Linked DNA regions of Homo sapiens: all the other regions are linked to region 2. Evidence: chromatin loops called from intact Hi-C (ENCODE). Cell type or tissue: thyroid gland. All regions are shown on one strand. Links, peaks and the distances in the headings refer to the core of each region. The heading gives the core; the rest is flanking DNA.

Region 1 (11,089 bases), core at 2,459-7,458, 47 kb after region 2:
TCTGTGTGTAACAGGCAGGTGCTCCCAGAGAGCACCTGCCGCAGAGGAGGCCTGAACGACCCCTAGGGAAGGTCAGGCATGGCTGTTTGGGCCAAGCGTGATGGGATGGTTCTCTCTCTCCATGGGGGCTCAAGGCTGCCGTCTCTCTCCCTGTGCCATCCTCTGCTGCCTCCTTTCCATGACCCTTGACCCCAAGGGAACTTCACGATGAGCCTCCTGCCTGCTAGGGTCTGAATCTGAGTCTGTTTCCTGGGGACCCGCCTACCACACTGCCACCCTCCCAGAGTAGAGAAACCAGAAGTAACTGACCAGTGCTGACATCACATGGCCATCCCAAGGTCAAGCTTCTTCCCCTCACGTATGAAGAACATTCTCTCTCTCCCACCTGAAGTTCCCGCCAGTCCTACCTGAAGTTCCCACCAGTCCTGCCGGAAGTGCTACGGCTGCCCTGGCGATCTAGGTGGTCTCTCCATTGTGGGTGGTGTCCAGTGGTCCTCAGCGGGTCTGGACAGGCCCTTTCTGGACTGGAGACCTATGAAGTGGAAAGACAAGTCATTCACTTTTCCTACCTGTTTACTATGAAATGTGGGAGCAGAGACAATAGCAACCAGCCCCCATTCAGAGAGGGGCAGAGTGGCAAGCACATGGCAATCGTGGAGTGCGGCCAGCCGGAGATCCCAGTTCGGTAGGGGACACTCCCTGATGTGGCCCTAGCTCTCCTCCCTAGGCAGGCCCCAGTCCATGTTCTTGGTGGCAGTGACTGGCCCTTCCTTTGGTCTGTCCCCTGGGCCACCTGCGTCCCAGGCACTGGAGAGTCCCCACTTTCTCAGCCTCTCTGCCACTCCTCAAAGAATGGGAGCCCTGGGTTATTCTCAAGTTCTCAAACGATCACAAATGCAGTCTGTGAATTCACCCGCTGGGGAAAATGTATTTGTAACCCCCACATCAATACTTGGGGCACTCCGGGTCACTGGACACATACAGGGAGGGGGAAAGTTTAAGACATAGGATGTGCATGTTCCCAGCTGAGGTTGCACACAGTGACGTTCTGCCTTCTCGTTCTAGCTCATCCTGTAAACACGGGTCTTTCCATGGTCTCCTTAGTGACTTTTTTTTTTTTTTGGGTGGTTTTGCTGTCTAAGTTGGCCCAAGCATAGTGATGATGTGGTCCTAAGCACTGGGAAGCCGGGTGCCATGTGCCAGACAGAGAAAAAAGGCATCTTAGAGAAAGCTTCAATGTTAATGAGTCAACAATATTACACAGGTGTCTTTAAACAGAAACACACATAAAACAAGATCGTGTGTGGATTGATGAAAATTTAGTGACCAGAGCTCTCAGGAACCTTAACCCTGTCTTTCTCCTAGGAGCATGGTTCATTCATCTCTAAATCCGTGTTTACAGTGACTTTTTAGAACATAAACTGCTACAGATAATGATAATTGATGATTTTCTTCTAGGTTTATAGGTCCTTTGGTGTTACCATCCTCTTAAAAATGCGTTTGTTCGGCTTCTTACTGAAATTATGGAGAGAGACGATTGCAGGCCTCTCGAGGCGACAGAGCTTACATAGGAATGCCATACCCTTTGTCTGTTTTTCCCGAGCCATTGTGTCCACCTGACATGATTCACTTCGGTCCATTCAGACATTGTAATATTATCTTATATATAAAAAAAATGTATAAAAAATGTGGACAAAACCCCATATAGATGTATATACATATATGTATATGTATATATACATACATACACATATGGCTTAATATATGCATATATGTATGTATATACATATATATATATATGGGGTTTTGTCCACAGTTCCTGGCTTATAACTCCCACAGCCCTAACAAACAGAATCTCTCTCCCTGATCTTCTTCTGCCCTCTTTTCACCTGCCTTGGGCAGGTGGAACCCTAATCTGCTTGTGGGTCATAAGCCCCTCATTCCAGAGGGGGTCCTACCCCACACCCTGGAGGAGGGAATGCTGCCCAGAAAAGCCAAGAAGAATGTGGCCAGACAGCCTCGCCGGGTTTAGACCATATCCTTTTGGGCCAATCATATTTCTACATGGTTGTCAATCATGCCCACCCCATGCATCTCCATGAAAGGCCCAAGAGGAAAGGGCTCTTCAGGATGGCTGAACACTGACCACACAGAGGCTCCTGGAGGGTGGCCCCTGGGGAGGGCATGGAAGCTCTGCACCCTTTCCCCCATACTTTGCCCTATGTGTTTCTTCATCTGTATCTTTTGCAATGTCTTTTATAACAAACTGGTAAACATAAGTGTTTTCCTGAGTTGTATGAGCTGCTCCAGCAAATTAATTGAACCCAGAGATGGGGTTGTGGGAACCCTGATTTATAGCCAGTTGGTCAGAAGTTCCAGAGGCACAGGCTTGCAACTGGTGTCTGAGGTGGGAGGGGGCAGTCTTGGGGACGGAGCCCCCATCCTATGGAATACAAGCTCTCTCCAGGTAGAGTGTCAGGATGGAATTACAGGACACCCAGACGGTGTCTGCTGTAGTGCTGACTGCTTGCTTGCTGGTGGGGAGAAATCTCCACATATTTTGGGGTCACAGAAGTCTTCTGTGCTGATTGTTGTAGTTGTGTGAGAGCAGAGAAAAAAAGATTTGAGTTTTCTCTTAAGAGATGTGGTGGAAGTGGACATGAGGCCATGGCTTGATTTCCCTCTTGAAGACGTTGAGCTTTTGTGGCAGCTGTTGCTTCAGGCATCTTTCCATTTTACCATTTTGCTGTTGGTATTTGAGGAGCTTCTGTTTAGTCCTGCACGTTCCTGAATTGAACTCTCCGTTCCCTTTCATCCTGGCTTACAAACCACATAATTACTTTCTGAGTGCATCATTTCCTTATAATATCTTTCTAAAGCAATCCAAAGGCAAGCAACACCCATTACTACTAACATCGTTTCCAGGCCCCTCCTCTGGAGCTGCGATTTTGTTAGGTGTGAGGTCGGCTTCCCACAGCGTCACAGGCACAGTGCTGTAAATGAGCCACCTCTGCCCACTGAGCACCACCCCGGCCTCCCCGTGGCCGTCCTGTCACATTGGTTACCCAGTTACTGGGGGGCTACTGGGCTGGGGGACTCTGCCTCACACTGCCACGCCTGGACCAGGCTCACTGAGCAGCCGACGTGTCGGATGTTGCCAGTCCCCATGGCCAAGGGGAAATGGCTCTGCCACATGACCCATGCCCAGCCCAGAAGGTTCACGTGTCAAAATGTTGGCCAACATGGTAGGAGGCTGGGAGCGGAATTGCTGCAGGAGCCTAGAAGGGGCAAGAATTGGAAATACTTGGCAGAAAGCATTAGTGACTTTTACAGAGGACTACAGAGATGGGGCATTCTTAGAGGGGACAGGCCTGCTTGATCCATGCCCCAGGGTGAGGGAGACTGAGCCCCACAGCATGGGCCTGCAAGGTGGTCTGGAGGGCAGACACCGTCTCTCAGTCCTGCCCTGCCCCACTCCGCTGCACAGGGTGGTGTCTGGATGGTGGCAACTCTCAGCTTACGGGTTGCATGCAGCAAGCCTTGGCGTGGACGCGGTCACAGACCTGAGAGGCCGCAGCATTCCCTCCAGCACCCCGCTCCAAGGATCCCAATTCAGGCGGGAGTCCTGGATTTTGGCTCCAGCGTAGTTTGGGAGCCCTGGACGTGCTCAGCCCAGCCTGCTTCCCACGCTGAGCTTGCAAATGGCTGGGGAGGCTTTGGAAGAGAGCCGGGTCTTTCCTGCAGGGTGACAGCAGTGCCATCAACTTGCCGCCCAGTTGAAGGCCCTCCAGGAGTTCCCTATCCTGATTGAACCCACCCCAGCTCCTGTGAGTCACTGGCACTTGGGTGGTTTTCTTGCCTTTCATATAATTTGGAGGCATGTATTTCTCGTTTCCTCGGCAGTCTGGAGACATTTTTTTTTCATTTCGTACTGCAGTTTCTAAAAATAACGTTAGTGGTAACTTCAATTTCTTACTCATTTCTCTCCTCCTTCAGTAGGAGGCGAGGGGATTTAGAGTCCTGCTGCTGAGGGGATGCCAGGGGACAGAGCACCCGTGGCTTGTTCCTCTCACAAGGGTCCACCCTCCTGCCTCATCCCGGTGGCATGTGTGTGATCACCTGGGGACAGTCCAGGCAGGGCTCGTTCCCTCCTGCAATGCCACCAGGCACAACCAGCATCCCCAGAGGGCTCTGATAGGACCCTGATCCTGAGGGCTGCGCTGTGCCAAGTCACGTGGCCTGTCGGGTCGTCAGTGGCTTCGTTCGTCTGGAAAGTGGAGAACCCTGGTGATCTTCATCCATAGAACAGGAGGCTGGACAAATGGCTGTGTAACACGGCAGCATTGTTTGGGTGCAATGGTATGATCCAATAATTTGCTTAAAAATACGTAATAAGGCTGGGCATGGTGGCTCACGCCTGTAATCCCAGCACTTCGGGAGGCTGAGGCAGGCAGATTACTTGAGTCCAGGAGTTTGAGACCAGCCTGGCCAACATTGTGAAGCCAACATCATGAAACCCCATCTCTACAAAAATACAAAAATTAGCCAGACATGGCGGTGTGAGCCTGTAGTCCCAGCTGCTCGGGAGGCTGAGGCAGGAGAATCGCTTGAACCTGGGAGGCAGAGGTTGCAGTGAGCCGAGATGGCGCCACTGCACTCCAGCCTGGGTAACAGAGTGAGACACCAGCTCAAAAAAAAAAAAAAAAAAAAAAAAGCAAACCATATGAGATAAAATGAAGGCTTACATGGTAGATTTGAAGCAGGAAAGGCAGGCTGTTGACAACTGTCAAGGCTGAGGGATGGGATATGGTGCATATTAAGCTGTCTATTTTTATGTACCCATGAGAATTCCCATAGTAAGAAAATGTGAAAAGAAAATCATAAAACGAAATCACAAGCAAGGCTGGTTTGTTGCAGCCTTTTTTGGGTTGGATTTGGGTGAGTCTAGGCTTCCCAGCAAGCTCGAGGAAAGGACAAAGGTCGGGCTTGTGGCCTGGGTCCCGGCCCTGAGCGTGGAGTCGAGTGAGGCTTGGCTCCCACCCCTGAGCCGTGGACCTGGTACCTGGGTCCTGACCCTGGTCAGCCACAGCATGGCTTTGGGAGCTGAAGCAGGTCACCCTGTGAGGCTGTTTCTCCACTTTTTACTAAAAGGCGGGGACAGCGAGGCCTCAGAAGGAGCCCTGGGAGGAGGGGGTGGCGGATGGGTGGGGAGTGGGTGCCCCACGAATATCCTCTTGCCCCCATCCTCCCTCCTCGGCCAGCCCCTGTCCCCGGAGCCCCCACTCCTGCCCTCCCCTTCTATCCTAAAGCCCAGGCTGGCTCTGGATACATTTGATTTCTGATTTGTCATTAAATGTGACAAGCGAAGCCAGAGGACCCTCTGACACCCAGGACTGAGTGCAGCCCCAGGAGGGGCTTGCCGGGGTGTGGTGGAGGGGGCAGTGTGGCCCAGCTGGGGCGGGGGTGGGGCCAGGGCCGGGGTCTCCCGATCTCTGGATATTTGAGCTGCGGACCGGACAGGATACGCTCCTCCACGGGGAGGGCCTCAGTGAGCCGGGGCTGGGGGGCCCTCTTGTGGCAACAGAGGGCCTGGGTTCTAGGTAACAAAGCAAAATCAAAATCTGGGAGCGGCCTTTCGGGAGCCCAGGCAGACGCAGCTCACCGGTCCCCTGAGGCCACCAGCCCAGCAGGCTGCAGGGAGCCTGGATCTGCAGGCGGTGGCCGAGGCCATGGTACAGCCCACCCAGCGTTCACCCTGCGGTCCGTGGCGATGGCCGAGGTCCTGGAGTACTGATGAGAGGTGCCCTCCCAGGTGCCAAAAGGAGCTTCTGCAGACACAGTTCCGCGTGCAGGGCTCCCGGCAATCGAAGTGCAGGGCCGGCCTGGGCCAGAGCACAGGTGAGTGCAGACATAGGCTGCCTTTACAAAAGGCACAGAGCCGTGGCCGGAACCCCTGGGTCTGGTCTCCACGGCTGCTTTTGGGGCCTTAGTTTCCTTATCTGTCACATGGCCTCTGAAGCTGCTGTCAGCTCTAAATTGTGATTATTGGACCAAAGTTGAACCTGTTACTCTTCTCTGAGAAGTGGCTTTCCCTCTGGTCCTCCCATTTCTGACTCTTCTCACTTACTGCAATTTTCCAACGGCACCTCCCTCCAACCCCTTCAGTCCCCATTGTGAGAGTCACGTCCTAGGGCTCATCATTGGCCATGCCCGCCGGTCTCCAGAACCTCCGCTCCCAGGACCTCACCCACCTCCCATCTGTCCAGATCAGCCCCCAGCAAGCTTTCCGGCCACTGGGACCACTCATTCCCCACTCGCTCCATCATCCACCTCTTCACCAGCCTGAGACCAGGCTTGGGTTTCCTGGGGCACCAGCCTCGCCTCTCCTTTCACGCTCCTGTCCCTTGTCCCTCCAGCCTTAGTGGTATGGAAAACCCTGATCCTGGTGAAATTGGTGAAATCAGTGACCCTCTGTGGCCTGTGCTCCTGAACTTCCTTCCTGGACCTCCTCTAGGGTCTGGAATGGCCTTTCCTTAGATCTGCAGGGTTCATTCCATCACACCCTTATCCCATCCTCGAAGACGACCGTCAATACACAATCATACACCCCCCGCTCCTGCCCCAGACTGTTTACTGTTCCTTTGTTAGTCGTCTATTGCTTCCCCTAGACTCGACTCCATGGGGCCGATTTGGCTCTCCCGGTTTATTACCGTATCCCTGCGCTTATTCTCAGGGCTTGGCAATACGAGTGTGCTGAATGAATGAACAAGCAAATGAATGCTGCTCTTCTACCATCAGGTTTGGAATCATGGCTCTGGATTTGGGTAAATTTTACAACACCAGGCACCCAAGAGGTGTCTTCATGGGGCTGGCTGCAGAGTGGGCCGTTCTGAAGGCAGAGCTTCTAGAGCTGGTGACCTTGCTGTCCCTAAGGCTGTGGTAGGATGCGGGGCTCACACAGAGTGGCTGCAGCAACTCTTGGGAAAATGTGTTAAAAATACAACTGTCCCAGGAAGAAACAGCCTTGGAATAGAGTGTTTACATTCTTTTTGGTACTCGCCTTGACTTTTAAAATGAACTTAATTACTTCTGATTTTAAAGATAAGGCAGGTCCCTGTAAAACAGGTAGACAATGCAGAAAGACGATGCATCCTCCAGGTTCAGCCAGAGGAACAGAACCAGTTGGAGATCACACGCACACGTGCACACACACGCACACACACATGCACACACATGCATGCACACACACGCACACGTGCACACACATGCACGCACACACACGCACACACACGCACACGTGCACACACATGCACACACATGCACATGTGCATGCACACATGGATGCACACACGGACACATGCATGCATACACACATGCACACTCATGCACGGACACACACATGGACACACACATGCACACACACACACATGCACATGTGCACACACAGATTCACTTCAAGGAACTGGCTTATGTAACTGTGGGGGCTGGCTAGGCAAGTCTGAAATCCAGGGCAGGTGTCAGGCTGGAAACTCTCAGGCCAGAGCTGAGGCTGAGTCCACGGGTGGGATTTCTCCTTCCTCGGGGAAGCCTCAGTTTTGCTCTCAAACCCTTCAACTGACTGAACCAGGCCCACCCAAGTTATGGAGGATAAATCTCCTTTAGTTAAAGTTGATGGATTGGCGATGTTAAGCACATTTATAAAATGCCTTCACGACAACATCCTAAGTAGTGTTCACTTGAATAACTGGGTCCTAAGGCCTGGTCAAGAGGGCGCAGAAAACTAACCCTCACAGACATGAACGGAGCTCAGAAGGTACTGACACAAATTAGTTAGAAAGAGACAAACGGCCCAGTAGGACAGTGGGCAAAGGCTGTAAAGAGGAGAGGCGCGGCTGAGGGGATCCACATGGCCCACCAGGTAAAGTCAGTTAAAACCCCCGGGGCCAGAATGCCGTTTCCTCATAAGGGCTGTTTCCGGAGTGCTGGTGACATTTGATTTCCTGCCCGGGAGAGCGCTTGCATGGGTGTGCAGTCACAGCTAGTTATTAAACTGTGCGTAAAGGCTCTCGGGGCCCTGGGGGCAGGCTCTGGGTTCTCAGTAAGCGAGTAGGGGGACCACAAGCTGGCACTGGATCCTCGGGGTCTGACCACAACAGGCTGTGGGGGCGTCCTGCAGCCTCATCCTCCTGAGCAGGATTCCTGCCTCTCAGGTGTCCACCAAAGTACCCTGCGCTTGTGACACGGCGCCCTCAGGTCACACTGGTGATTGCTGCTGCTGCCCCAACCCGCTAGCCAGGCCAGAGACACCTTTGGCAAGGCACGGCTGGGCCAGGATAATCGGCAAGTTTCAGGCCATAAGCTTATTTTGCCCAAAAGCAGTCAAATTAGTCTAAGGCAGTCCCTCTGAATTCCAGGGAATCCCTGCACACTCTCACACACGTGTGAATGCCTCAGAGCCCTCGGGGAGCCATTTGGTGCTATCAGGAAGTCATCAATAAAATACCTGAAGAGAAGACAAGGAGAAAGGATGACTAGGCCAAAGCTAGTGAGGCCTCTGGATTGAAAAGGCAAGAGGAAAACGCAGGCATAGATATAAACAGGGTGGCAGGCCCAGTGCAGGTAAGGGGAAACGCATGCGTGGATGTAAACGGGGCGGCAGGCCCGGTGCAGGTAAGGGGAAACGCCTGCGTGGATATAAACGGGGCGGGAGGCTCGGTGCAGGTAAGGGGAAACGCCTGCGTGGATATAAACGGGAATGGAGGCTCGGTGCAGGTAAGGGGAAACGCCTGCGTGGATATAAACGGGAATGGAGGCTCGGTGCAGGTAAGGGGAAACGCCTGCGTGGATATAAACGGGAATGGAGGCTCGGTGCAGGTAAGGGGAAACGCCTGCGTGGATGTAAACGGGGCGGGAGGCTCGGTGCAGGTAAGGGGAAACGCCTGCGTGGATATAAACGGGAATGGAGGCTCGGTGCAGGTAAGGGGAAACGCCTGCGTGGATGTAAACGGGGCGGGAGGCTCGGTGCAGGTAAGGGGAAACGCCTGCGTGGATATAAACGGGAATGGAGGCTCGGTGCAGGTAAGGGGAAACGCCTGCGTGGATGTAAACGGGGCGGGAGGCTCGGTGCAGGTAAGGGGAAACGCCTGCGTGGATATAAACGGGAATGGAGGCTCGGTGCAGGTAAGGGGAAACGCCTGCGTGGATATAAACGGGAATGGAGGCTCGGTGCAGGTAAGGGGAAACGCCTGCGTGGATATAAACGGGAATGGAGGCTCGGTGCAGGTAAGGGGAAACGCCTGCGTGGATGTAAACGGGGCGGGAGGCTCGGTGCAGGTAAGGGGAAACGCCTGCGTGGATATAAACGGGAATGGAGGCTCGGTGCAGGTAAGGGGAAACGCCTGCGTGGATGTAAACGGGGCGGGAGGCTCGGTGCAGGTAAGGGGAAACGCCTGCGTGGATATAAACGGGAATGGAGGCTCGGTGCAGGTAAGGGGAAACGCCTGCGTGGATGTAAACGGGGCGGGAGGCTCGGTGCAGGTAAGGGGAAACGCCTGCGTGGATATAAACGGGAATGGAGGCTCGGTGCAGGTAAGGGGAAACGCCTGCGTGGATATAAACGGGAATGGAGGCTCGGTGCAGGTAAGGGGAAACGCCTGCGTGGATGTAAACGGGGCGGCAGGCCCGGTGCAGGTAAGGGGAAACGCCTGCGTGGATATAAACGGGAATGGAGGCTCGGTGCAGGTAAGGGGAAACGCCTGCGTGGATGTAAACGGGGCGGGAGGCTCGGTGCAGGTAAGGGGAAACGCCTGCGTGGATATAAACGGGAATGGAGGCTCGGTGCAGGTAAGGGGAAACGCCTGCGTGGATGTAAACGGGGCGGGAGGCTCGGTGCAGGTAAGGGGAAACGCCTGCGTGGATATAAACGGGAATGGAGGCTCGGTGCAGGTAAGGGGAAACGCCTGCGTGGATATAAACGGGAATGGAGGCTCGGTGCAGGTAAGGGGAAACGCCTGCGTGGATGTAAACGGGGCGGCAGGCTCGGTGCAGGTAAGGGGCAACGCCTGCGTGGATGTAAACGGGGCGGCAGGCTCGGTGCAGGTAAGGGGAAACGCCTGCGTGGATATAAACGGGAATGGAGGCTCGGTGCAGGTAAGGGGAAACGCCTGCGTGGATGTAAACGGGGCGGGAGGCTCGGTGCAGGTAAGGGGAAACGCCTGCGTGGATGTAAACGGGGCGGGAGGCTCGGTGCAGGTAAGGGGAAACGCCTGCGTGGATGTAAACGGGGCGGGAGGCTCGGTGCAGGTAAGGGGAAACGCCTGCGTGGATGTAAACCGGGCGGGAGGCTCGGTGCAGGTAAGGGGAAACGCCTGCGTGGATGTAAACGGGGCGGGAGGCTCGGTGCAGGTAAGGGGAAACGCCTGCGTGGATGTAAACGGGGCGGGAGGCTCGGTGCAGGTAAGGGGAAACGCCTGCATGGATATAAACGGGAATGGAGGCTCGGTGCAGGTAAGGGGAAACGCCTGCGTGGATGTAAACGGGAATGGAGGCTCGGTGCAGGTAAGGGGAAACGCCTGCGTGGATGTAAACGGGGCGGGAGGCTCGGTGCAGGTAAGGGGAAACGCCTGCGTGGATGTAAACGGGAATGGAGGCTCGGTGCAGGTAAGGGGAAACGCCTGCGTGGATATAAACGGGGCGGGAGGCTCGGTGCAGGTAAGGGGAAACGCCTGCGTGGATGTAAACGGGGCGGCAGGCTCGGTGCAGGTAAGGGGAAACGCCTGCGTGGATGTAAACGGGGCGGGAGGCTCGGTGCAGGTAAGGGGAAACGCCTGCGTGGATGTAAACGGGAATGGAGGCTCGGTGCAGGTAAGGGGAAACGCCTGCGTGGATATAAACGGGGCGGGAGGCTCGGTGCAGGTAAGGGGAAACGCCTGCGTGGATGTAAACGGGGCGGCAGGCTCGGTGCAGGTAAGGGGAAACGCCTGCGTGGATGTAAACGGGGCGGCAGGCTCGGTGCAGGTAAGGGGAAACGCCTGCGTGGATGTAAACGGGGCGGGAGGCTCGGTGCAGGTAAGGGGAAACGCCTGCGTGG
Region 2 (11,089 bases), core at 2,954-7,953:
TTCTCATGGCCTCTGGGGTGGTCTGCCTGGACTTCCCATGGTCCCCCACAGGGTGGCCTGCCCAGGCTTCCTGTGGAGCCCCCAGGGTGGCATGCCCAGGCTTTTTCAGGACCCCTGGGTGGGTGGCACGCCTGCCTCTGTTGTCTGGTCCCTGTAGCCTTTGTCCCCACTCCTGAAGGCACCAGATTCTCTGGTGTCACTTTCCTGACTTTGCACATTGTCTCATTGGAGAAGAATGTCCCTCCATTTCTCCTCCCCTTGGTCACCTTATTCTTTAAGATTTGTTACGGTGTCATCTACACGGTCACATCTTCCTTGAATCCCTGGATCCCTGGAGCAGACCCAGGAGCTCCTCCCCGGGTCCCTGAGACCCCCAGCACGCCTCGGTGGTGCCTGCTGTGTGACCCTGGACAACCTGTGTCTCCTCCCCAAGCCGCAGATTTTTCATTTATCAAATGAGGATGACAACGAGCAACCCGAAAGCTGAGGATTAACTGGGAGGATGGGAGCGTGCTGCAAATCCCTCAGCCCGGGGCCTCCTGGGAGGCTGCCATGCGGCTGTCCCCAAGGCTCCCACCCTGTGCGCTGCAACAGTGCTGGTCCTGCCCACTCTATAATAAACTTGCTGAGGGCAAGGACCGAGGGAGGCTCCTGGGGGCCTCTCTGGCAGAGGCAGGCCCCACACTTGGAGCTGAGTGGACGGCCAGTGTTCCATCAGCGAGTGACTTTGTGCAACCTTGCTCCTTCTGTACAAAGCTCGTCTGCCTCTGACTTCATTAACATTAAAAACAATACGAAAAGCCAACTCTGCACCCCCCACCCCCTTGGGCTAAAATGGCTTTTCTGAACTGGAGAGGTGCTGCCTCCTGCAAACCCCAGGAGGCCTCTGTCCCCAGCCACGGGCCTGTGACTCTCTTGTCGCCTATGTCCACTGGAGCTGGGTCCCCAGATGCACACACGGAGGCCACGTGCCCCAAAGGCAGTTACGGGGCTCTGCTGTAGCACGTGACCTTCTCGGCATGAGCTGGGGATAGCGCAGCTGGGAAGATAACCTTGTTTTGGTCACGAGGTTTTGCCATCAGCACGGCCACCTGGGCCAGAGTGCTTTGCGTGTCAGGATGGTCTCTAAGGTGGGAGCCCTCCCCATCCCCTTTGCGCAGCTAGGCCTAAAGATGCTTAACTCTCTTCATGAGGAGCGTGGCCCACCTGCAACTCATCTCCCACCTTCTATCTCATTCCAATTTCTGGATCGCTGACTGGTTTTCAATTCACACTTCCTTCCAGTGACCTGGGCTGTTCTCTGGGCCAGCCCACTCCTTATGAGCCAGTGTCTGAGTGTGACTGACAGGCACCCTAGGTGGGGCTTTGGGGCCCTTTGGTGCAAGTGAACCCCACCTCTCGAGCTCGTTGTGGTTTATAGGGCTGCGTTTTTTGTGGGAAGACCGAGGAACGATGCTTAGAGAACTGGAGGAGGGTCCAAGCAGGCCAGGCTGGGGCGAGCTGGGGGCCCGAATGCTTCGGCCACAGTAGCCTGGAGGTTGATTCTTAGCCCCCCACAGGCACTTTCAGCTCGCCAGCCAGCTGGTGTTTCTGTAAGAATCTCATTTCCTCCAGCCGCAGAAAGTTCCTTGGTGGGAAATGACCTCCTGTGAGAAGCCAACCCAAAAGGCAGGGGCCTTTCTGTGTGGACCTCTCAGGCCGGCCCTGGGAGAGTGGTGGGCGTCTGAGTCTCTTTTTAGCATCCCTCGCCTCCGGGAGCTTCCCAAGGTGACCGTGTGAGCAGCTGCAGATTATAAGTGAGGGTCAAGGCTGATCCAAGAAGCCAAATGACCCCTCTGCTCAGGCCTGACTCCAAATTGAGTCAGCCATCAAAAGTGCAAGAAACTGCAAACTGATGATGTCATTTCCAGAAATAGGACTTGGAATCCTAACTGTCCTCAGACCTGAGCTCCATCGTCCCTAACAGCGTAGATCCATAGGTCCTGTCATTCCCACTCAGTAGCAAGCTGTGTACAGAGGGCTGCGTCCTGTTTATTTTGAGTGACTTGTGCAGTGCCTGTCACATTCCTTTAGAAATGGACTGAATGAATGCTAGTTTTAGGTGCAAGAGTTTGTATTTATTTTAGTGAAAGAAACTGTGGCCACGCTTTATCCGATTAATTTCTTTCTTTTTTCTTTTTCTTTTATTTTTTTCGAGACAGTCTGGCTCTGTAGCCCAGGCTGGAGTAGAGCGGCAAGATCTCAGCTCACTGCAACCTCCACGTCCCAGGTCCCGGTTCAAGCAATTCTCCTGCCTCATCCTCTGGAGTAGCTGGGATTACAGGCACATGCCACCATGACCAGCTAATTTTTGTGTTTTTAGTAGAGATGGGTTTTCACCATGTTGGCCAGGCTGGTCTTCAACTCCCGACCTCGTGATCTGCGCGTCTCAGCCTCTCAAAGTGCTGGGATTACAGGCGTGAGCCACCACGCTTGGCCTCCGATTAATTTCTTAAGGACCACCTGCTCCCATGAGCAGGAAGCCGCCTGCTGGAGGCCCTCTCACTCCTACCTGTCTGAAACACCAGGTGTTTGCTCAGGTCAGAGGGGGTCTCTGACCCTTTCTTGCAGGGAGAGCACAGGGCTCCTGCCAGCCCGCTTCTTCTATTGCTTTCTGAAAACACAAGCAAACAGACCCAAAGCACCCCTCCCCAAGCGTGTGTAAGATAATATTTCGCAGATTGCAGGATTATAGAAAACTGAATTCTTTATTGGGCACAGTGGCTCACGCCTGTAATCCCAGCACTTTGGGAGGCCAAGGTGGGTGGACCACCTGAGGTCAGGAGTTCGAGACCAGCCTGGCCAACATGGTGAAACCCTGCCTCTACTAAAAATACAAAAATTAGCTGGACATGGTGGTGCGCGCCTATAATCACAGCTACATGGGAGGCTGAGGCAGGAGAATTGCTTGAACCTGGGAGGCAGAGGCTGCAGTGGCCTGAGATCGCACCATTGCACTCCAGCCTGGGCAACAGGGTAAGACTCTGTTTAAAAAAAAAAAAAAGAAAACCAAGTTCTTAACAGGTAGGAAAATTCTGTTCCTTTATTTTTCTTAGCAGTGGAGCCCTTGCTGGCATTTTCTCATTTGAGTAATTTGGATCTGAGAGCCCGGTGGAGTGAGGAATACCCAGTGCCTTCACCTGGACGTGGTCTCCGGTGGCCCAGCTGCAAGCGCCTCCCCTCAGAAGGGTCCCTCTCTGAGGTTGCAGCTGCCTGGGAATGGCTGTTGTCAAGATCCCCAGCCTTGAGGGACCATTTCCTTTCTCTTCTTCTGTTCTCTCATTCCCTTTGGATTTGCTTTCTAAGCACTGTCCAACCTGCGGCCTGCACAGTCGTGTGCCTTCCCCTTCTCTGGTATGCTCAGGGTGGGACAGGGCACTCTGGAGTTCAGTCCTGGATGCCCCAGTCCTCGGGGGCCGGCCCATTCTCACCACCACCTTGATGTTCTTAAATGAGGGAAAACACTGTTCTGGACCAGTTTAGACCAGGAGAGGCTGCAGTGTTTCGAAGAAGTGTCTACTGAAAAATTACATAAGGTGGGAGACGGGGAAATCTCAAGGATTTGCCAAGGCGAGGAAGCATGAGGAGGAGACGACCTGTGCCTGGCCAGGATTCCACCAAGGCCAAGCTGAATGAGGGGTCTTCCAGCCCCTGGGCCCCACCCAAATTCAGACAATAGCAAAAACCTTCAGTGAGTCTGGATCAGGGTGAGGCATTGGCTCCGAAGCTGGGAGTCGGGAGCAGGAGTTGGGGCTACATGCAGCTGGGCCTTAGCTCCGAGGAGTTTACTGGCAGACAGAGGAGGGAGGTATGTAAATGAGAGAAAATACCCTAGCCCCCGGCCACCCAACCCTGCACAGCCGCAGGACATGACAAATGCTATCTCCAAAAGAGGTGTGCAAAAAGCTCCATCAGTAAATAAGACAAGCAGAGCTCTACCAACCTGGGACTTATATTTTGGTGGGGAGATAGACCATAAACAATTGATAGATGTCTAATGTCAGGGCAGAGATAAGAGCTCTAAAGGAAAAAAACAAAGCTGAGAAAGGGGATAGAGAATTCCTGGAGCTGCTGGTTTAGATATTGTGGTCCGGGCACGCATCGTGGAGATGACATTTGAGCAGAGAGGTGAGTCAAGTGAACGAGGAGGAGACTCTGGAAGGGAAGGCCAGAGGCAGCGGGTGCTGGGCAGGGAGATGGTGGAAAGAAGCAGCCAGGGACCACAGTGGGTCAGTTTTCTCCGGATTGGGGTTCTGTTCTAGGCATGACAGAAGCCACTGGAGGTGGCAAAGGCATGGAGTGAGTGGAGCCGACTTAGGTGCAGGTGCACAGAGAGGTCTGCGGGGTGGCTGTGCCAGCCAGCCCTGGGGTCTGAATCCAGCTCTTACCTGCTGGGGACACTGGATACACCCCTTAGCCTTCCCGTGCCTCAGTTTTCTTCTCTGTAAAATGGAGCAGTAGGACCCTGGCAGGGACGATCTGGTATAAAGTGTGGAGAGCATTTCGCCCACACAAACGATGCTGTTATCCTGCCTTTGCTCTCTTCTCCCTGCCTCCTTTCCTGCTTTCTAACATATGAATAGAATCTGGGCTGCTTTGCGGTGGCCCTGTGAGGTCCGCATTCTGTGGAACAAGCACTAGATCACCGTTGCCATGGCAGTTGCAGTTTCTTTCCCCCTCAGGAGCGTAGGTTTACGAATTGCTGAAGAGGCCCCTTTAGAGTGAGTCGAGCACTCTAGAGAAAATTTCTCTCCCTATCAGGGGAATTGCAACCATTTCTGGAGCTAATTCCACGTCAGGCATCTGGCTGTTGGGAGGAGGATCCTCCGGGGGCAGCTGAAATCTCCGAAGAATTGCAGAGGCCTGGAGCGCCCTCCCCCCGTGTCATTCCTTGCAGCCTTCATGGGTCCTGCTCACCCCACAGCCAAAGCATGCACTGGGCTGCCCTGTGGGCACAGAACGAGCACCGTTCCAAGGCTGTCTTCCTGGCAACCACAGTCTACATTTATTTGACATTTGTTCGGGAGTAGCTCTGTGACTGTGCTTCTGAAACACATCGGTGGACGGCGGGGGGGGGGGCGGGGGGCGGGCGGTCGTGGCCATTGCTGCTTTCAGATAAACTCCCTTTCAAAGCACAGTGGTAGGAGCAAATCTAATAGCCCACCAGCAAAACGTTAGTTATTTTAAGGCAAGCCGGTCCTCAACCATCCTAATAAACAAAGAACAAGGAGCTTTGGCCACTGTGCACAGGGAAGCCCGGTGCTTCAGAAACAAACAGATTTGAGCTTTTCACTGATGAGGTGCCCAATACAAATTTCAGTTCATTATTGGATGACACCATACATGGCTCTCCAAAGCTTTTTTCTTTTCCTGTCTAAAACACAGGACTAGCAAATCTTGCTCGTATCTCAGGTGTGTGAGAATGCTTTCAGCTACAGAAGAAGGAAGCTCAGGTCAAATAAACTTAAGCAAAGGCTATGTTTTGACTCATAACTAAATAGTCCAGAGATTGATCTGGCTTTAGACGCCAAGTAGAATCAGGGACTCAATTTCCCTCTCTCCCCTCCCCTCCCCCAAAGGCCTTCCCCTCCCGTATGGCCAGTATCAGGGTTGGCTGGCTGCCCAGAGCTCACACCCTACCAGCCTCATAACCTTGGTAGAAAGAGAGTAACTTCCCGAAAACTTCATGAGAAATGTTCTGGAGAGAACCCTGAGGGCAGAGCTGGGCCCCCGGTGAGCCATTTCAGTGGGGGGACTGGGTGCCCTGAGTGCTATGGTGGGGTCCCCTCTAAGCAGTAATACCCAGGAGTGGCAGGTTTAATTCACTAATTATATTTTTAAAATCAAATTTTTATTTTAGAACTATTTTAGATCTACAGAAAACTTGCAAGGATAGTGCATGGAGTTCCCATAGACCCTACCCCAGTTTTACCACCTTCCTTCAGGAAGTTACACTTGTTAAAATAAATGAACCAATACTGATACTTTATTATTAACTGAAGTCCATGTTTATTCAGATTTCCTTTTTGTTAAACATGTCCTTTCTCTGTCCCAGGATCCCATCCAGGACCCCACATGACATTTAGTCGTTCTGTGTCCTCAGCTCCCTTTGGCTGTAGCGATTTCCTGGCCTTTCCTTGCTTTTGATGATCTTGACAGTGTTGAGGAAGCCTAGTCAGGTACCTTGTAGACTGTCCCTTAGTTAGTATCTTCCTGATGTTTTTCTCCTGATTAGACTGGGGTTAAGGGTGTTTGAGGGGGAAGACCACAAAGGAGCAGGGCGATTGTGGCCAAATCATGTCAAAGGCACACACTTCCAAAGGAGTCCTTCCTGTTGACGTTGACCTTGGCCACCTGGCTGAGGTGCTGTGAGTCAGGCTTCCCCACTGTAAGGTCACCCTCTCTCTCCCTATCTCCAGGCCGTGTGCTCTGGAAGGGAGTCACTGTGCACAGCCCACGCTTAGGGTGGGGGGTCCACAGCACCTCCTCGAGGGGGCGTCTGCCCACGTCATTTGGAATCTGGCATGGGACATTTGTTTCTTCTCCCCCACGTATTTGTCTCTTCCACCATTTTTGTTTATTCTGTATGGACTCATACTGTGGGCTACAATTCCATACAACTTTACTAAATGTTGCTCCCAGTGTTCCAGCATTGGCCATTGGGAGCTCCTTCGGTTGGATCCTGTGGCCCTGTGACACACCCCATAAGTGAGCCTGTTTTCCTTCCTGTGTTTTTGAGCACTTCTTTTTATTCTGGCACTTACAGGGCATTCCAGGCTCATCTTGTATATTTCCTGCCCCAATTGTAGAATCAGCCATTTCTCCAAGGAGCCCAGGTTCCTATTCCTGGAGAGGGTATTAGAAACCAAGGCCTGGGTGCTAGGTGTGCTTGTTGCTACTGGGTGTCCCTGCTTCTAGGCCCTCTCGGCTGACAGAGCAAGAAAGCATTGCGTGTACACTGACATGGGTATGTACACATATCCATAACCAATTCCACATATGGCCTCCGTGTGTGTGTGTGTGTATGTATGTATATATATATATACACACTCTGTGTGTGTATGTATATATTATTTTTTGAGACGGAGTCTCGCTCTGTCGCCCAGGCTAGACTGCAGTGGCACAATCTCGGCTCACTGCCACCTCTGCGTCCCCGACTCAAGAAATTCTCCTGCCTCAGCCTCCTGAGTAGCTGGGATTACAGGCGCATGCCACCACGCCAGGCTAATTTTTGTATTTTTAGAAGAGACGGGGGTTTCACCATGTTGGTCAGGCTGGTCTCGAACTCCTGACCTCATGATCCGCCCACCTCAGCCTCCCAAAGTGCTGAGATTACAGGTGTGAGCCGCTGTGCCCAGCCTCTGTGTGTATATTAAGTCAGATGTGAGCTCCTATTGGTCCCTTCAATTCTAATCCATTGCCACATGGACCACCCCAGCCTCCTCTTGCTCATGTGTTACCTCCCCCCCAGCAGTGAAGAAGCTGACCAAGCCACCTGCCATGCGGTGCTGAATTGTGTGGTTCCAACGTTCATGTGCATGGAAGTTTGGAGAGCCAGCCAGCCGGGGGATGGGCGCACAGGACCTAGCCACCTGAATGTGGCGGCGAGGGAGGGTGGGGGAGGGGCACATCGGATGTGACTGCTTCCATTTAGGGAGTCCGGGTGGGACCCTGTTCCCGGCTCCAAGGCCGTGGCTGCAGAACAGTCCCTCCTCCCCGACCAGGAGGCTGAGCCCCAGCAGTGTTTGAGGAGCTAAACTTCAGCCATGAAATTCATGGACAATTGAGCCACTCCTCTGCAGAATGTTCCATAAGGGGCCCGGAGAGCTGCTCATTTCCTCCTCTCAGCCCAGGCTGCACGCCGCGGGTCTGCTTCGAGGCTCAGATGATAGGAAGGATGTTTTCACGTGTGGGAGGCGAGGAGTGTGCCCAGCTCCACAAGCCAGCAAAGGCTGTGAGAAAACATATAAAGACACTGGAAGGGGCTGTCAGACAAGCCAGAGAATCTTTAACCCAGAGAGGGCGTGAAAAGAACAGAGACCCTCCATGGGCTGGAAGAAGACCATGCGTTAATTTTGAGTTAAGCTGTGAGCCTCCTGACGAGAAGCCCAGGGTTAAAACGGAACTCGCAAGCACAATGTTGAAAGGCACCTTGTTCTGCCTGTCGTCCAAAGTGACTGCCTCTTTGAAAAGTCCCCAAGCCAGACTGAGGGAGCCTGGTTAGGGCCCCCAGAAGTCCAGCCGGTAACACTGGTGCATTATTAAAGTATTGGGTGCCGGGTCAGCTCCTGGAACAGGGTTCCCTCTGGGGTAGCGCTGAGGCTCTTCCTGTTGGCTTTGTCCTCCTGCAATGGGGCTGGGCGGGTGAGCGTGGGGGCAGGCTGCCCTATTGGCTGGGGTTGTCCTGCACTGTCAGCTGCAGCTGTAGCCAGGAGCCCCCCTGTCTGAGGCTTGAGAGTCAGCGGAGCTGGCCTGGGTATTTTGGTCAAAAGTTGCCCAGCACGATCCATCAGGGAACATGTGACGTCCTCGTGCTATGTGACCCTCAGCACCAGTTGTCTGTTGACACCCGAGCTGTCCTTTGCCGATTGCTGAAGGGTGAAGAAACCGTCTGCCTCTTGCGTTCCCTTCGCCTCTCCCATGCAGCGCAGACGCTACGTCGCCTCATGGTCACACGCCCCCTTCCCATCTAGGATATGTCGCTTCTTATCAGAATTCGCAAGTGAGATCAGAGCTCAGCGCTGTGGTACTTCTGAGAAGGAGGTGTGGGTCACTGGAGTCAGCTTTCCTCGTGTGTGTGCACACGCGTGTGTGTGTGTGTGCATGTGTGTGTGCATGCGTGTATATGCGCGCATGTGCATGCGTATGTGTCTGCGTGTGTGTGCATGTATGTGCGTGCGTGTGTCCATGTGTGTATGTGTCTCTGTGTGCGTGTGTATGTGTGTGTATGTGTCTGCGAGTGTGTGCGTGTGTGTGTGCATGTGTGTTCGTGCATGTGTGCATGTGTATATTTGTGTGTGTGCATGCGTGTGCATGTGTAAGTGTGTGTGCATGTGTATATGTCTGTGTGTGCCCGTGTGTGTGCTGTGGAATACCATGCACGAGCTGGTTTAGCACCAGTGGGAACTGGACACGAGTGTCTTATTCTGGCTGAGGCTGATTAAACTAATCCCACCTACAAAACACATACAGCCTCCGAGGCTTACTCCTTGAAAATCTCATAATTGTGGCTTAAGAAAATGCATAGTCCTTTAATACTTTAGAAATATTCCTTTGTCTTATTTTGCAACTTAGATTGATCCTTTTAAGAGATGCTGTGATCAGGCACATGGGCCTGATGTAATTATGTGCATGGGCTGCATGGTAAAAAATGATACCAACCCATGCTCACAATAAATGCCATTATTTGTCCTTCTTGACAGGTTGGTTTAATACGCTGGCCTTGTGCTTTAGAAAAGAAAAGACAACGGTGTATGAAATGGCACAAAACTGAAAAGGCAAAAACGTCTTTGGAAAATTACGCAAGGCTTCTTCAGCTGAGTTATGATGCTTGCAGGCTGTAATTAATATATTACACAATAGTACATTGTTACAGTATTAGTGTTACAGAACATGAAAACAACCATTTGCTTCAGTGGAAAAGCTACTCACCGTTGGGAATTTATCACTATGTGGAGGAAATATCTAGTGATTTGACTCAATGTAAACCTTTCCACTGACTGATTTGATGATCTGCAGACAGAGCTTTAATGAATCACTGTTAAATCTACTTAGCTGCCTCACGGAGGAAGGAAAAGAACTGTCTTTAAATAAACAAAATGAAAACCAGGGAATATGCACTAAGGTTCCCTGTGTTCTAATCTGTGCTTTAACTGAGGGGCAAATAAGAAACACTGCTGTGGCCAGTGAGGGTTGCCCTGCCTGCCCGCCCCAGGGGATGATGTGAGGATGCTCCCCTCGGCCCCTCTGACCAAGGAGCTGTTTTGCCCTGGGTGAGGAGGCGATCTGCGCAGACCTCAACAGGAGGCAAGGCTTTCTCAGTCTCAGCATTTGCAGCTCAGTGCCACTCTGTGTTTCTGCATGAGCCTCTGGGAGAAGAAGCCAGGGAGAAGTTGAAGAAGAGGTTAATGTTACAAGCCACAGGCATCTGATGGGAGGATGCTGGTGCTGAAAGAAATAGGAGAACTTATTAATTTATCTTAAATGGGCAGGTTAATGGATTGATGGACTCATGGATGAACGACTCATGGATGCATGAGTGATGGATAGGTGGATAGGTGCTCAAATGGATGGACGCATGCATAGATGTGTGCATGAATGCTTAGATCTGTGCATATATGAATGTATATATGTAGCTTGGGTGGATGCATGGGTGGGGGAACAAATAGATGGACAATGGATGGATGGAGAGATGGATGTGTGCATGAATGCTTAGATCTGTGTATATAGGGATGTATATATTTGTGCTTGGGTGAATGCGTGCGTGGGTGAATGAATAGATGAACAACAGATGGATGGAGAGAAGGATGATGAATGGATGTGTATATGAATACTTAACTCTGTATATATGTATGCTTAGATCAGCATATATGTATATTTGTTTGCTTGGATAGATGCACATGTGGACGGATGTGTGCACAAATGCTAAGATCTGTGCATATATGTGTGCTTGGATGGATGCATGGGTGGGTGGATGAATAGATGGACAATGGATGGATGGAGAGAAGGATGATGGATGGATGGATGTGTGCATACGTGGTTAGATCTGTGTATACGTCTATGCTTGGATGGATGCATAGGTGGGTGGATGAAAAGATGGACAATGGATGGATAGAAGGATGATGGATGGATGTGTGCATAAATGCTTAGATCTGTATATATGTCTATGCTTGGATTGATGCATGGGTGGGTGGATGAATAGATGGACAATGGATGGATAGAAGGATGATGGATGGATGTGTGCATGAATGCTTAGATCTGTGTATATGTCTATGCTTGGATTGATGCATGGGTGGGTGGATGAAAAGATGGACAATGGATGGATGGAGAG
Region 3 (5,000 bases), core at 1-5,000, 54 kb before region 2:
CCCTCATCTTGGATTTCAGCCTCCAGACTCTGAGAACTCAATGTCTAGCTGTTTAAGTTCAGACAGACTGAGACACTGCAGTGTCAGGTAGTTGTTAAGAAGATGAAGACAAACATGCAAGTATTCACCTGGTGGGACGCCCATGACTCCTTACTAGGTAAAAACAACAAGTTACGGAGTGATGTATAGAGAATGAGCTCATTCCTGGAAGAAGAAACACAGTGAATATGGAGGGGTATACACACCAAGCTGTTCATGGTGATTAACTGGGGGCAATACATGTGGTTTGATGGTTACAGGTAACGTGGAAAATCTTTACAATTTTAAACACCAATAATGTGAAAAAATAAAACCTGTGTGGCACTGACCTCCCTGCACTTTGGGCCCTTTGTCTGTAGGGCGGTGAGGCTGAGGTTCTCGGGAGAGCCGGGCACTGTGGACTTGCCAGCTGAGCCCAAGTGCTGGGGACTAGAGGGCCCTCTGTCCCCTTGATTCTCCCCTCACCCTATGAATGACCTCACTCACACAGAATGTCAAGAAGTGAGCCCACACCCTCTCATCTCCCACCACGTGCCTGCGTGGGCTCAGGAGAGGCCCTGCCTCAAAAGGCCTTTTAGTGGTGGGTCATTTGGCACTGGAGGGCTCATTTCTCCCCAGAGACTTGGTCATAAGAGGCACTGGGCTTGAAGCGTGGCCCTAAGTGCAGAGCAAAGTCCTCCAAGCTCCCCAGGTGGAGAGGGCACTCGGTCGTCATCGGGACTAGGGCCCCTCTAGCCCCTGATGCCTGTGCTCAGCTGGGCAAGTCCACAGTGCCCAGCTGTCCCAGGAACCTCAGCCTCACTGCCTTACAGACCCAGAGCCCAAGGCGTGAAGAGGCCAGGTGCTTTGCTGATGGCCTCAGTGTGGCCAGTGAGGACCCGTGCCAGGGTTGCCTAGGAAGGGCCTGGGCTGGGAGGACAGAGTGGAGGGTGGGCAGCAGAGAAGCCGGGTGTGCTGGGCTCCTCTTGGATCCTCCTTCCTTCCTCTTCTCAGTGTCTCTCCGGCTCCCACCATGAGAGCAGCCCTGGAAATGGTGCAGTGGGTGGAGAGAAAGCCAGGACCTGCGTGGGCAGCAGGAAGGGGCTTTGCCACCCTGGCTCCCCACTCCTCTCCGACTTTCTTCTCCTGTGTCTTCTCTGAGGAGCAGCAAGGACTCTTTCTTCTCCTCCTTCCCCTGCCCCTTGTCCCTAGAAAATTAATGCTGGAGGTGGGGGGCGGGTAGTGACCAGGCGCAGAGAAGGGCTCCAGGAGGTGGGGCAAGGGCTGGAGGGAGAACAGCATGGATCCCACACAGTGCCGGCGGGGACAGAGCCAGAGAGGCGTGTCCAGCAACTTCTCCCACGCAAGAGACTCAGAGGAAGGTGTCCTGGGGACCTGACACAAAAACAGGCTTACCAAGACAACTTCCCCTCATACAGGGGCACTGGGCCTGCTCATCCACCCAAATGGAGTCCAGCCCCCTTCAAGCCCATTCAACCAATTCAGAGGCCAGCCTCTCCGAGGAGTCTGGTAAGCTGAGGGCAGGAGCCATCACATCAGCAACAGAGGGAAAAGTGGACGGACAGGGAGCCTCTGTGAATGCTCCAGGAGGCTGCAGAAACCTTCCTGGCCCTTGGGCCCAAGATCCTTGGGTTGCATTTCTGGGCCACTCAAGATCAGTCTTGGCTCCCAGATGCTTAATCCTTTGGCTTCTCACAACCCGTTATGTTGCTCCCATGAATGAGTCAACTCTTGGCTCAGTCTCAATGGAGCTGAATCTTCATCATGCTCAATAACAAATTAACACAGGAAGCACTCCCTCTTTGGAAAGGATAAGCTTGCCTCCAGCTTCTACTGTATTTGTCTTTTTCTAAGATCTAACTGCCTGGGCTCTAAGACCTCTTTTAAAACACATTTAATAGGAGGAGGAGGAGGCCTGGAGCCATTCTGGAATATAGAAAGCTTTTCTCTAAGCCAGAATGGCCGAGAATACTGGCCCTGCATGCACAGAGCTCAGCCGGTGGAGAGTCACCTGCGGCACAACTTGGCCGAAACCGGGAACAAAAGGAGCAATGGTGTGTGTCGCACGGCGCCGTCCTCTGGCCCTCTCCCCTCTGTATGTGTCTCACCACACACCCCACTTTCACTCACGCTACTGAGGTGTCTGATTTATCTCCTTCCACTGCATCTTGAAGCAGTAGTGACTGGGGAATGGAAGGGGTAGGGTTGTCAGGAAGCAACGCCCATGTTAGCTGGATGTCAGGATCTCCAGAATGTTCCCGGATTGGAAAGGAAAATGACACCAGATGGCTCAGAGTCCCTCCAAGGAGGAATGCTGGAGCCTTATTTGATCATGGTTGGGCTATGACTTTTTATATTTGTTGGTCGTTAGGTTGTTTAGTCATCAATTATTTTTCTTGCCAGCTCTAAAAGGGAGTGGAAGCCAATCAGCCTATTTTCCATATTTTCCATGATGTAAACGTGTTCCAGGTTATTTCAAATGCCGGCTTGAGCGTGCTCCAGATTGCACCAAACGTCCAGGAGCATAGGAAGGGTTAGGCAGCTGCCAGTGGATCCCCAGCCATAGGAGGGGCCTTTGGATTTGGGGCGGGGACAGGAAGATTGGCAGTGTGCAGAGGGGGAATGTGCTTGGAGGTTTGCAGAAGGGGAGTGCCCGCTGGGCTGGGGTGGGCATTCATGCAGCTCAGCAGATTGGAGACAAGTACATTATGGTGGATTGGGGCCAGACATCCCAATGCGGGGGGCTGGAGAGTGTCCTGTAGCCAACAGGCCACTGGAGAACTCCATGCTGGGAGTGATGGGATGAAAGTGTGTTTGGAGCCTATTTTTCTGGAAGGTAGCAGGACTCAAGGGAGAGATAACTGTGAGGGGTAACAGGAGGCAGAAACCAGGAAGTCCACCTGTGAGATGCGGTCCACAACAGGAGCCAGCCACCAAAATCTAAAGGATGGCATTAAGGCAAGGAGTATTTTGAAAGAATAATCCAATGCAACAATTTGTTTAGTTTGGAATGAGGAGCAGAGAAGAAGCTAGAGTTTTAAGCTCTAAGAGACCGTGCAACCGGCATCACCCCTTCTGATCAGGATGGAGGTGGTCTGTCAAGAGCCCTTGGAATTTGGAGATTTCATGAAACGCCCACCCTATGGCTGTGAATCTGGGAAGAATCCAAGCAAGCTAGGTGCAACCAGCCACCTGCAGGAATCCAAGCATGCCAGATGCAACCAGCTGCCAGCAGGAGAGCCTCCTCCAAAGACATGGTTCCTGGGCCTGAGGCTGGGGGGACAGTGAGGTGACCAAGTCCACACCAAGTCACTGCAGGTGACTTCAGAAGTGGAGGAAGTTAAAGAGAGACACAACCCAACCAACCCACCAACCAACCAACCAACCAACTGCTGACGTAGCTTCTGAGCTAGAGGGAGAGGGCTGCTGTCTGCTAGGAAGAAACAAAGAGTTTACCCAGCATGTTTCAGCAAGGGAAGGCCCTGGGTCTGGTAGACATAAGCTTCTGGTCACCAGAGGGTGGGGTAGAGTGGTTTCTTAGATTTTCCAGACCTTATATCAGCGGTTAGTCCCCAGACTGTGTGCTGGAATCACTTGCAGAGCTTTAAAAAAAAAAAATCTCTTAAAAATCTGGACTTAATTGAGGGGTCTGGGCATCAACTGGTACCTTTTAAAAGATTCCTGGGTGGGCTGGGCATGGTGGCTCACGCCTGTAATCTCAGCACTTTGGGAGGCTGAGGTGGGCGGATCACCTGAGGTCAGGAGTTTGAGACCAGCCTGACCAACATGGAGAAACCCCATCTTTACTAAAAATACAAAATTAGCCAGGTGTGGTCGTGCATGCCTGTGATCCCAGCTACTTGGGAGGCTGAGGCAGGAGAATCCCTGGAACCTGGGAGGCAGAGGTTGCAGTGAGCTGAGATCACACCATTGCACTGCAGCCTGGGCAATAAGAGTGAAACTCTGTCTCAAAAAAAAAAAAAAAAAAAAAGTAGGACGCGGTGGCTCACGCCTGTAATCGCAGCACTCTGGGGGGCCGAGGCAGGTGGATCACGAGGTCAGGAGATCGTGATCATCCTGGCTAACATCCCGTCTCTACTAAAAACACAAAAAATTAGCTGGGCGTGGTGGCGGGCGCCTGTAGTCCCAGCTACTCGGGAGGCTGAGGCAGGAGAATGGCGTGAACCCGGAAGGCAGAGCTTGCAGTGAGCCGAGATCGCGCCACTGCACTCCAGCCTGGGCGACAGAGCCAGACTCCGTCTCAAAAAAAAAAAAAAAAAGATTCCTGGGTGGTTGCAATCTGCAGCCAGGGTGGAAAGCCACTCTTTAGTGGAACTAGCTTACAGGGAGTGGTTCAAATAAGAGCAGGCGTGTGTGCTTAGGACGCCTGAAAGCACAAATTGACGGGCATGCGTCTCGCTCTCAGGCATTCTCTGCAGGAGCTCAGGCACCTGTGTGGAAATCGGGGCAGTGAATTTCCAGGCCCCGTGGGTCACCGTGTCAGGTGGGGCTCTGAGCAGCCACCTGCCCAGCCTTCCCACGGCCCCTTTTCCACGCAGCACCATAGTCACAGCAAGAAAGTCAGCAAAGGATGCCGGCTCCCTCCTGGACATGTGGTGAGGGAATGGCTGCAGCATGCGGCCGGGGGGCGGGAGAGAAACGGTGAGCATTCCCGAGGCCTCGCACCGCGGCTCCGGTGCAGGAAGAGTGCGAGGAGCAAGGCGTGCGGGCCCCGAAGCACATCTCTGAGGATGGCCGCATGTCACCAGGCACCGAGTGGAGGAGAGGAAGAGGGGAGAAGCCAAGGGGGAGGCAGGGCCAAAAAAGAAAAGGCCAGTAACGTCACCTGCCGGCGAGGGAAGAGGGACGGAAGCGGGAGAGAAAAGCCCCTGGGTCAGAAGAGCATCAGTGGCGTGTCCCGGGCCAGCCTCGTCCTCCTCACTGGGAACCTGCAGAAAGCC

What was found. Peaks named below come from ENCODE experiments on the same cell type or tissue, not always from the same donor. Only the 100,000 strongest peaks of a DNase experiment are listed, where the experiment ranks them.
Region 1: it touches region 2 in a loop (2.7-fold over the local background); 21 of 110 quality-filtered maps call a loop at or near these places.
Region 3: it touches region 2 in a loop (2.2-fold over the local background); 4 of 110 quality-filtered maps call a loop at or near these places.

What each region holds. Positions count from the first base shown.
Region 1 is chr21:42,587,913-42,599,001 of GRCh38, reverse strand. No RefSeq gene overlaps it. Among named protein-coding and RNA genes, the nearest start is that of LINC01671, 22 kb to the left of the region's middle. RefSeq lists enhancers at 6,802-7,749, 4,790-8,240. In thyroid gland, for the core only: a CTCF peak has its summit at 5,565 (motif pointing left); a DNase peak (open chromatin) is centred at 5,561.
Region 2 is chr21:42,635,266-42,646,354 of GRCh38, reverse strand. No RefSeq gene overlaps it. Among named protein-coding and RNA genes, the nearest start is that of PDE9A, 13 kb to the left of the region's middle. RefSeq lists an enhancer at 8,062-8,958. In thyroid gland, for the core only: no CTCF peak of the experiment used is centred there; a DNase peak (open chromatin) is centred at 5,668.
Region 3 is chr21:42,692,619-42,697,618 of GRCh38, reverse strand. The region is part of intron 3 of PDE9A (phosphodiesterase 9A); the gene reads right to left. Among named protein-coding and RNA genes, the nearest start is that of PDE9A, 41 kb to the right of the region's middle. In thyroid gland, for the core only: no CTCF peak of the experiment used is centred there; no DNase peak of the experiment used is centred there.